Linked DNA regions of Homo sapiens: region 1 is linked to region 2. Evidence: read pairs that join two places in POLR2A ChIA-PET (ENCODE). Cell type or tissue: IMR-90. All regions are shown on one strand. Links, peaks and the distances in the headings refer to the core of each region. The heading gives the core; the rest is flanking DNA.

Region 1 (5,383 bases), core at 223-5,222, 460 kb after region 2:
GGCAGGAGGGAATAGTGTGCGCTCTCAGGAAGGAACAAAGGTTCTGAGTGAGAAGGAGAGTCCAAATTCTGATATAAGGAAAGACACAGAGTTTAAAAATAACCCAATAATCAGGAAGCAGGGAAGATACGCAGGATGCCATCTCCCGATAAGTCAAGCAAGCACTGCTCAGGCAGGTTGGGGTCTGAGCGAGCAATCAGTTTTTAAGACTTCCTCTAGTGGAGGTAGAACTGAAGACCTATGTTTGCAAGTGGGGCTTGCATAACCTGGATTTTAAAAGCAAGAGTGTTAGCTCCCCCAGCTTAGTGGGTAATGCAAGCTGGGTCAAGGTCATTGAACAAGCGTTAGTTAGCATCTCCTCCTCTGAGGTGTCGCTTCCTTGGACTACTTTATCCAGTGTAACTAATCCCTGTTTTTCTCAGTTGCAGAATCTTAGTCTTTTCTGGTTTTGCAGCACACATTAAAAATGTGTAATTGGCATTTGCTTTAGTTGTACCCTTGCTCAGTGCTTGCAACCTCCTTGAGACTGTAAACTCCAGGAGGACAGGTTCCGAGGGTAGTTTGTTCGCCAATGAACCCTGAGCACCCAACAAAACCCAGCATCATGCCTGATGCATAACACAGAGAATGCCTGCCTGCCGAGTGAGTGAATGAACCGATGGAGAGGGGCCACAGGAATGGACAGTGAGGCAGGTCACTAACTGTGCTGGGCTGTTTTTAGTTCTTGAATTTTGTTCTCAACTATTGAATACTCAATTATTTCTTCTAAAGTATGGAATCCTCTTTAAAATATGAGCATTTACAATAAAGAAGATAATTAAGTACTCTAGTTTCATATTTAAATAGAAAAGCATGACAAACTGTCCCCATCTCTCTGAATGTAAGGCTCTTTCCAATGTGGAGACCACATCCGAGGTTGAAGGCAGACAGCCCTAACTCCCTCCAGCGGGATACAGGCTCCTGAGGGTGAATATTCCAAGTCAAAGCTATGAAACAAACACACAGAATGCACCCTGCAGAACTGGTCACGTGGGGCTCTACTGTGCCTTTCACTGATAAGGAAGAAACCACCTCCAGATACTGCTCTGTGCTGTGCGGCAGACTAACTAAGGAGTGAAAGGGAACAGGTGGTTCCATCTGCAAGGGTATAGAAGGCTCTGCAGGTGAGATCTGCCCAGCAGGGAAGTCCAAGTTTAGCAGATCACTACAATTCTCCATGGAACTACCTTTAAAGGATGGAGCCAGGAAGGGGAAGAAAATGTTGAAATCCACAAAAAAGGCACAATTCTCACTTTAGGTGTGGTTCATCTGTCTGTCCTTGAGAGCCTTTCATTGCTAGAAGTGTTCAAGAGGGAATTAGAATTCTAGTCTAACCAAATGGGAAAAATAAAGGAAGGAATGGTTTTGTCCCCTCTCCATCTTTTTCCCCTCAATCCTGGGGCCAGGACCCTTAGGGGTAGTGGGTGGGCAGGAGGGGAGAGGAGACAGCCCCAAAGTGAAGCTCATGCCTTTCTCTTCCTCTCCATCATGAGCACGGTACTCTGGCTCCCCTTATACGGAAAGGTGGAGGAAGATACAAACAATAGGAGATCACTGAGTTTAGAGCAGAATGGAGTCTCAAGAGATGACATGGAGAGGCAGCAGGACGCAGGGAAGCAGGCTGTCCAGGTTCAAACCCCAGCCCAACTCTTTACTAGCTGCGTGATGTCAGGCAAGTTACTTAACCTCCCTGTTCCTCAGTTTCTTCACTCATTCCAAATGGAGATGATGGTAATACCTTTCTCACAGGATCAATGTGAGGATTCTGAAATATGCAAATATTTGTAGGTATTACTATTGCCAGAGAAGGCAGTCCTGGGGCTTTAGGCTGCACTGATTCACATTCTCATTTCAGGAAGTGTGTGGCACTCCTGTCTCTATAGGCAAATGTTCCAAGAGAAGCCACAGCATTTAAGTTTCACAGGCAGCTTTCTTGAATTGGAGCAAGAGACGGGTTAGTCCATGACAACTATTCCCCAAACCAGAATGGCGGCTCAGCAGCTTCATCCTGAGGACCTTCCTTCAAGTTAATTACACTCACTTTCCTCTCCCACCTTGGCTACATCTAGTCTTTCATGACTCATTCCCCTCTCGTGTGCCCTGTCAGCATTTGGCTACCAGGAATCAGTAGAATAATCCAAACCCATCCCATTCTCTCTGTCCCAAACACCTGGGCCTAGGATTGCCTCAAACTTGAGTCACTCAAGTCCCAACATGGGAAACACAAGGTCTGGGTGGCTCCCGGCTGGACTCCCTCTAACAAGGGGGTTACAGCAGATGGATTCCTCTCTGTGACTGATTATTTTCCATGGCCCTTGGCCATGTGACCTTGGACCACGATCTTGTCAGTTCTCATAAACTAACCAGGAGTGGAATGAATCACACTCAGGGAGGAGACCTCTGGGGGAAACTGCAAGGGGCTGTGAGAGGGAGGAGAGAGCTGGGGATCCCAAAGGCCATGGGAGCGTCACCAGCCCTCAGGCCTTCCCTGTCTCTAAGCAGCTTTGACCTTACACAAAGGAAAGGAGGAGGAGGCAGTGGCCTTGGGAGGCAGGCTGGGCTGCAGGAGGGCTCCCTTATGAATAAGATTTAGGGTATCAGCCCAAGAGCCCAGAGAGCTCTAATCCCTCCAACTCAGAGAGATTACCTGCCTCAGCTACTCACTGAACCCTTGGTTGTGGACACCCAAACCCCTATTCTTAGATGCTCCAATCCATCATAACATACATGAAATAGCCAACACACACGCACATGTGCACAATTACCCATACCTACTGCAGGGACTGGGTATCCTTCAGGAGGTGATGAAAATGTTGGGTAAGGCACTCTAGGCCCTTGAAATAGTGTTGATGGTGAAGAGGCTTTGAGAATGCTACTTGAAATGTTTATATTATGCCAAACACATTGATTAAAACTGAAAATGAAATGCCAATGAAATCTTCATATTCTCAAATATCCTGAATTTGGGTGTTGTACAAACAAAACCCTGATCTTCTCTGCCTAAATTTTGTACTTTAAATAATCTTTGAATTTCAAAGTTTTATGTCTCTGTAGCTTTAGATCATGAGTTACCTTGAGTTCTCTGACAAGTTAATATATTGTTAGAGAAATCATTTCTGAATAAAATATGCACAAGTAAACAAATCCCTTAACTATGTATACATTCTAATTTCTTTCTGGGCATTTATTTGATTGGGTCCTGGGGAGCAGAGAACATGTATGTGTGTGTCCATGGGCAGAGCACATGGACTTATGCATACACAAAAACTCAGAGCACAGCACACTGTTTTAAGAGTCTGAACTTTATCTTTCAACAAAGTTTAGCTGCTTTCCTTTTGCAAATGCATTTAATTTTATCTGGAAACTTTTTGACGTTAGAAATAGAACAACTGTAGTTTCTCATTATGTTTGCTGCCAGAATCCATGCTTGGTTGCTCAACTAAAGACCTTATATTGCTAATTACTACCACATGCCCATATCCCAAGCGAAAGAAAACTTATTGATTCTGACAGCCCATTCTCTCAACACTGAATTCCAAATGAAAACTCAAAATTTGGCCAAACATAACATTTCATCAATCTTGTTTTACTGACTGGAAAAACAACATCAAACAAAGGGTGCTAATGGCCCTTTATTACCGTGCCTTTCCCAAGCTTATATTTTCTGATGAAAGATCTAAGTGACCAAAGGCCTTCTTTAAACTACTTAGTAATTAGCTTTTGAACCAGGAAACAATGCATAAAGTAGTGAACAGGCCCGGTGCTGATGACAGGACGGACTCTGTGTCTGCAGGGTCAGGAACAGTGGGGACCCAAAAAGAACATTAAAAGCAAAGTGCATTTTCATAAACGGAGAAGAAAAAAAAGAGAAAGAGAGAGAGAGAGAGAAAACCAGGCTAAAAGCGGTGATAAAAGATTACAGAGCCAGAACAGAGTGGCAGGAAGTCTGTGATCTGAAGTCATCAGCACCTGAAAGTTTGAGTGGAACTGCCAGGGTGAAAGATGACCGGATCGGACTGGGGGCAGTGAGTGAGTGCCGGGCTGAGAGCCCCATCTGGGTCAGCTGGCACCGAAAGCTGCCGGCCTCCAGCCCACCCACCAGCTCACCCACATTTGACTAGGAAAATTATTTCATTAAAAAAAAAAAATCACCTGGAATGAAAGTCAAGAAATATTTTCAACTTAGCCTTCAGGGCAATTGATTTTATTGACTTCTTGGGGCAGTGATTGGGAAATGCTGGCGGAGACGTCAGAAGATAGGGAGGCCATAAAGAGAGCCCCAGGCCCTCAGAATGCCTTCTGCTTTATGGAGACCTGTCCACACCTTCAAGGCAAAATGAATTGAGATGCTGTTTTCCTCTTGGCATGGGATACATGACCACTGGGAATCTTTGGACTTACTTGGCCTTTTGGATCCAACCAATGGCCCAGAAATCAGAACAGCTTGGTTCTAACCTCATCCAGGGCTGTTAAGATAATATTGAGGGGAGGGCTCCATTAGAGGGAAGATGGAGGGATGTGCTGCCTCCCGGAAAAGACGCCAACTGGCCTCCTCTGGCCCACTGTCCTTTGTGCCTTTGAAAGGAAACGGGTGTCCTGTGGGTAGTTCAAGAAAATGAGCCCTTTTGTCCACCTCCTCATTTCCTGTGCAGAGGCCTGGACACCTGAGCTCAGGAAGCACTGGACTCACTGACCAAAGGGGAGGGTCCACTCTGTCCCACACGGCTGACTGTCAAAAAGAGAAGGCAGCAGTGGAGGGAAATACAATGCTCCCAGTCTGATTTTATTTCCTCTTAAAAAAACAAAAGAAGCTCTTTAAGAGTTCATTTGAAACAGAACGAGAAGGGAAAACAAAACAAAACAAAACAGTTCCATGATAGGAACGTCCATGACTGGGAAGAGGCATGAGTGATGAAAGTTTTCTGTGTCCTGATCCGGATGGTAGGATGATAGTGACTGGGTGTGTACATAGGTACAAGTTCCTCACTTTATATGTTAAAGATGTGTACATTTAACTCTATGTAAGTTATACCTCAAAACCAAAAACAAACAAAGGTGACTACTCCAGAAAAAGCTTTAAAAAAATAAATAAAGGATGGCTGCTGCCAGCCCCCTCTCCCCCATGGCATTCTCCTCTTGAGGTTGTAAGGTACTGCCCTCTACTTAGGAAAAAACCTTGGGGTCTCTATTGAACCTGCACATTGATATCGAGAGTGATAAAGTGATCTGAGCACACACTAAAATAGTTCCCGAGAAGAAAGCATTCACATTTGGGAAGCCAAACAAAAGATTTGGCAGGAATAGCATGTAGTACCCTAAACTACCAGAAATATACTATTTCTTG
Region 2 (5,383 bases), core at 255-5,254:
AATTTAGCTAGTACTGGAAATTAAATGAAAGGACATTTCCAGCACTCAGCCCCCATTGTGGGACAATGAACATGCCCTCGGAATTCAGATGGGCTTGTTGAACAGTCTAGGGTGAAGATGGGAGGACGAAGGGAAAATTATTTAAATGAAATTTAAATTGCTTTGTTTCTTTATTCCTCTGAAGGTTGCCTTTGTTATTACATTGCAATATTTTATCATCAACGTTTCTGAAACACCCTGGGTTTCTTGGTATTTCCACCCTTGTTCAAGGGGAGGAAAAGTGGTTCTTTTGAGAGTGGTGCCCTGTAGTCTGGGCAGCTGGAACCCAATAATCAGCTGATTGTTAGGGCCAGTTTTGGAGAAGAGTTTTCTGGAACAGAAGAAATATGGAGAGGGGCAAACAGCACCTCTAGGACCCAGGACATCTGTGTTTTAGGCCTATCTTTGACACTATCAATCACAAATCAACAAATCTGGGCTTCAGAATTCTCACTGGCAAAGGGAGAGGATTAGACTCAATGATCTTTCAGAACCTGTCTAGTGCTAAAGCTCTGTTATTCTATTACAAATGACCAGTGTGAATAACAGAGTTCCAGTATCATGGGTTTTGCTGCTAGAAGAGTTTGGCTAAACTACAAACTTTGTCTATTAGCTATGAAGTTTGGCTAAACTACGAAGTTTGGCTAAACTACGAAGTTTGGCTACATTCAAGAATGACTTGAATGTAGGAGCACATTCCCCAACCCTAGAAAATTTAACATCTAGAATTAATGAGTGAATGAATGACCACTGGGCAGTCTTCCATTCTTTATGGATTTGATCTAGTTCAACTGCAGCATTCCCGGTGAGGGAAAATTTTTCTTATTTCAAATAAAATATTGTGTCCAGGTAGAGTGGCTTACACCTGTAATCCCAGCACTTTGGGAGGCCAATGCAGAAGCCTCTCTTGAGTCCAGGAGTTTGAGACCAGCCTTCACAACATAGTGATGTCCCATCTCTACAAAAAAGATGAAAGCTAGCCAGGGCTGGTGGCAAGTACCTGTAGTCCCAGCTACTTCAGAGGCTGAGGTGGGAGGATTGCTTGAGCCCAGGAGTTCCAGACAAGGCTGAGCAACATAATGAGACATCATCTCTACAAGAAAATAAAAAATCAGGTGGGCTTAGTGCCATGCAGCTGTAGTTCCAGCTACTTGGGAGGCTAAGGCAGGAGGATCACTTGAGCCAGGGAGGTCAAGTTTGTAAGTGAGCTATGATCATGCCACTGCACTCCAACCTGGGTGACAGAGAGAGATCCTGTCTCTTATTTAAAAAAGTATGTGTGTGTGTGTGTATATATATATATATATATATGTATGTGTGTGTATATATATACACACATATATATATACATATATACACATATATACATATATACGTACATATATACATATATATACATATATACATATATACGTATATATACATATATACATATATATGTATATATACATATATACATACATACATATATACATACATATGTACATATATACATATATACGTATATATGTGTATATATAACATAAATATCTGTTATTATATATTTTTATTTATATATTTCATAATATATAAATATATATTATAATTATATATAACATATTATAAAATATAATTTTAGCCTTCTCCTCTACGCTGATGTAAATCTCTGGATTCATTTCCAGTATTTGCTTTCTTTGAAGAAAACTGCCTTATGTTTAGTTTCTGGTTAAGATATTTCCACTGCTTGTTAAGCCACCTTCCCTGACGCTTGCCTAATATAGACTATTCTCTTAATGTACAACATGTGGGAAAGAGGGGTCATGCTGCTTCCAGGAGATGTGCATGTGGTTCTGGAGTATTAAACTCTCTGCTCAGCAGATATCAAAGGCAGTAATTTAAGGAACAAAACACCTACTTTCTTCCGCAGTCATAAAGAGTTGAAGTAGGCCCAGTCACTTAAATCCAAGTTGATGAACTTAGACATCACATGTGTTACCTGTAAGGTGGGAAGTCCAGCTGGTAATGGCCTGTGTCAACAACAAGGAAGGGAGGGGATGGATCGGGGGAGTGACTGGGAAGACTCCTTGGAAAATATCAGTTGATCATGGAGTTCTAAAACTATGACTGATGCAATTCTAAAGGCCTAAAGAAATTTCTCTGGGTTTGAAAGTAAGTGATAGCTGGTGACAGGGGACATTAGTGACCTCTTTGGAGAACTTTAGGGAAAGAGCATAGTTTAGGAATAGAAAACAAAAAGTCCAACTCTTAAACATTCTGACCTTTGTTTCTGACCCCAGAGTTGCAACATGTTTCGGGCATCCAGCAGGCTTTCTGTTCTTGCAAAGCCCATTTTTCTCCTCCAACAAACATCATTTCTTTTGCCGCTGGCAGATCAAGTCCCTCCTCAAACATGAAGATTGGCCAGCTGCTCTCAGCAATCTCTTTGCCATTTATTCACAAAACTTACAAAACTGGTGCACATTTGGTGAAGACACCAGTCCCTGTGCTAGGCACATTACATTTGTCATCTCAATGGACCCTCTCAGCAGCCTCAAGACCTGGTACCTTATTGTTGTTTTAATAAGAAAACTTGGGCTTAAGTAGGTTAAGTCAACTTGTACAGTGGATCTGGGATTCAAACTCATGCACACTAAATCTTGGCCTGTGACTTAAACACATTTCACTGTGATACTGCATTACCTCTACACTAATAATTAGAACTGGCTCTTTAGAAATTAATTACCCACTCATTGCTTTTAACATAGTTTTTATTTTCTACATCACTGTAATGCTAGTTAAATCTCTTCTGCTAACCTGGCTCCAAGCTTCTAATTAGAAGGCTCATGTCTCTTCCTTCTTCACCATCTCCCTTCCCTGGCATCCCCGGCCTGCAACCACATTACAATGACGCTAGCATAGTGGGTCCTTCCAAGTCCATTCTTCCTTTGGAGCCCTGTCTAATTGCTCATCTAAAACAAATTTCCTTCAGAATTGCACTTCTGTCTGCATCCTTCTCTCCGCCGAGCCGCAAGGAGCCCAGGAGGCAATGCGAAGCAATTATTCCCTGTGTATATACAGACACTCAGTGCAGCTGGGCTGCAAATCCAGTTTATTATCTTAAGAAGAGGATCTGGTTTAGCCTAAGTTTACATCTCATCTGCCTCCCATTCATTAGATGGGCTCCAGGGCTCGGCTTACATTGCATAAACTCAGCTGGTATGTATACAATGCCAGCAATATGGAGGAGGCTAACATGTGTTGAATACATCTACTGTGTCTTAGGTCTCTGAAGGTCACTCACTAAAGTAATAGATGGTGCTAGTGTTAGTGGCTGAAGGTCAAGTCATCTTGCTTTTCATAATGCATAAACCTGAAACTCACTCAGACACCAATCATATGACCTAAACCTTGGAACAAATATTTTACTAAGTAAATCAGTGAGCATGCTGGCATTTCTATTAACCTTCAATGCACTGCTGACAGAAAATGAATAATGATAAATAATAACTCAAGCCTGTAAATCATGCTTAGCATCAGAAGCAAAAAAAAAAAAAAAAAAAAAAGCTTGTGTGTGATACCATCTGTTAGGGGGAGAACAGCAGGGACTTGAGGGGAGAGGTGAGAGAAGGGAGAGTGAATGCTGTTGGCTGGGGTAAGCACTTTTGGATTCAATAAACTGACCAAGAAAGGGTAAGTCACTTCTGGACAGGATTGATGGTGTGAGGAAAATCCCTTTTCCTCCTGTCTTCTGTTTGATGGGCATTAGCTTCTGACTTTCATCTTCCTCTCTTGCATGTTTCCTCTTTTTCCTCATCTTCTGCCCCATTAAATCTGTTTCCACTCTATCCACTGGGTTTCTGGGTCATTTGGAAAGGAGTCCCCTAACTAAGCCAAACCCTCTTGGGGGCATTCTTCTCCTCTCCCCACCTCCTACTTGAAGCATTTGGTTCTTATTCCCCCAGTGATGGAGGTAGGAGCTGGATCACTGCCCTGGAGTTGCCACCCTTCCTCAAAAACACCTCTGCAAGGACCCAGGCAGAGGGACCTCCAGCACATTCTAGAATAATGCATTTGGATTCCAAACAGGATAACAAAACAGAAATGACTCCCGGGTGTATAAGGTGTGAGGGATAGTGAAGTCTTGAAGCGAAGTTTCCCCTTAGAAGGAAACTCTCAGTGCCCTTGGGTGGGGGAAGTTCTAGAAGTTGATGCTTGACATTTAGGAGTATCTCCTTCTGGGGTGGGAGCCTGCATTTCCATTTTTATTCATCTCGTTCCTCATCCCTTCATTGGGGCCAAGTTGGCATTGCCTTCAGATGCATTCTAATCAAGAAACAGACAAATATATGTTTTATGATCAAATTTCTTGGAATAAAAATTCATCTATATGATTTTTTTGTTGTTGATTCTATGAGCCTGCCAAGTGTCAGGGCAGCCCTGGTCTAGATTCATTGGAAAGTCTGACTGGAGGTCACACTGACCCTTTCTCTTTTCCAGACGACCCAGACAGCAGGCTGCTCAAGGGGAAGCCAGGGCTGTCAACCAGGCTTTCCATCTCAGAACCCTGTATCTGTTTCTCCACAAGAAGTGGGGACCAGCCATCCCTGTAAAGGTGCCAGCTCACTGGCTGAAGGGAATATTATTGATTATAATGTGGAGCCCTAAGGGCTCTGTCCATGCAGGCTATTTTGTGAGTTAAATTATTCTTCTGCTTGGGAATGATGCAACCAAAGAGAGAATGCGTTTCTTTTGTGGTCTGTGACATGAACCTTCTTTGAATGCCAGTACTTCAAAGTCATTCTGCCCTCTTCAAGATCAGAGTGATGTTGATAAACCAGACAGTGGAATGAAAGAAAAGTAGTTGGAGAAGCTCAAAGAAAATTTGGCTTTTGCCTTTTCTTTATTTGCTGTTGGATCCATTTCCCCATTTGGATTTGGGGCCTCAGAAAAGAATTAGTAAGAAAATGAAGCTGAAGAGCCCTGAGTTTACAGTGGGAAGCTTATTGCAAGGCCACTCCTAAGCTGAGTAACCCTGGGCAAATTGAATCTCCCTCTTGACCTCAGTTTCCCCTTTCATAAAGTTGTCTGACATTGTGACTATGTGTGGTGGACTTCCTCCCCATTGGCTTTCCCCCATCCCTCTCTCCCTATTTCTTTACCTTCCCCACTTTTTTAATTAGAGGGGAAAGTAGATGAAAAAATAAAATGAAAGGAAAAGCAGAAAATTAGCATTTTCTCAGCTGCACATTTCAGTTATTAATATTGCAATTTGAGGTAATGAAATTCACAAAATGCAAAAGGTTTAAGGTTTGCCTGGTGGGGTGAACTCAGCCACATGGTATATGGCTTGAATTTCAAGGTGAGG

The links. Peaks named below come from ENCODE experiments on the same cell type or tissue, not always from the same donor. Only the 100,000 strongest peaks of a DNase experiment are listed, where the experiment ranks them.
Region 1: POLR2A ChIA-PET joins it to region 2 with 7 read pairs; 1 of 35 experiments calls an interaction of 5 or more read pairs at or near these places.

Annotation. Positions count from the first base shown.
Region 1 is chr10:77,102,364-77,107,746 of GRCh38, forward strand. The region is part of intron 9 of KCNMA1 (potassium calcium-activated channel subfamily M alpha 1); the gene reads right to left. Among named protein-coding and RNA genes, the nearest start is that of KCNMA1-AS2, 36 kb to the right of the region's middle. In IMR-90, for the core only: no CTCF peak of the experiment used is centred there; a DNase peak (open chromatin) is centred at 2,308; H3K27ac peaks cover 1,269 bases.
Region 2 is chr10:76,637,791-76,643,173 of GRCh38, forward strand. No RefSeq gene overlaps it. Among named protein-coding and RNA genes, the nearest start is that of KCNMA1-AS1, 250 kb to the right of the region's middle. In IMR-90, for the core only: no CTCF peak of the experiment used is centred there; a DNase peak (open chromatin) is centred at 3,191; H3K27ac peaks cover 893 bases.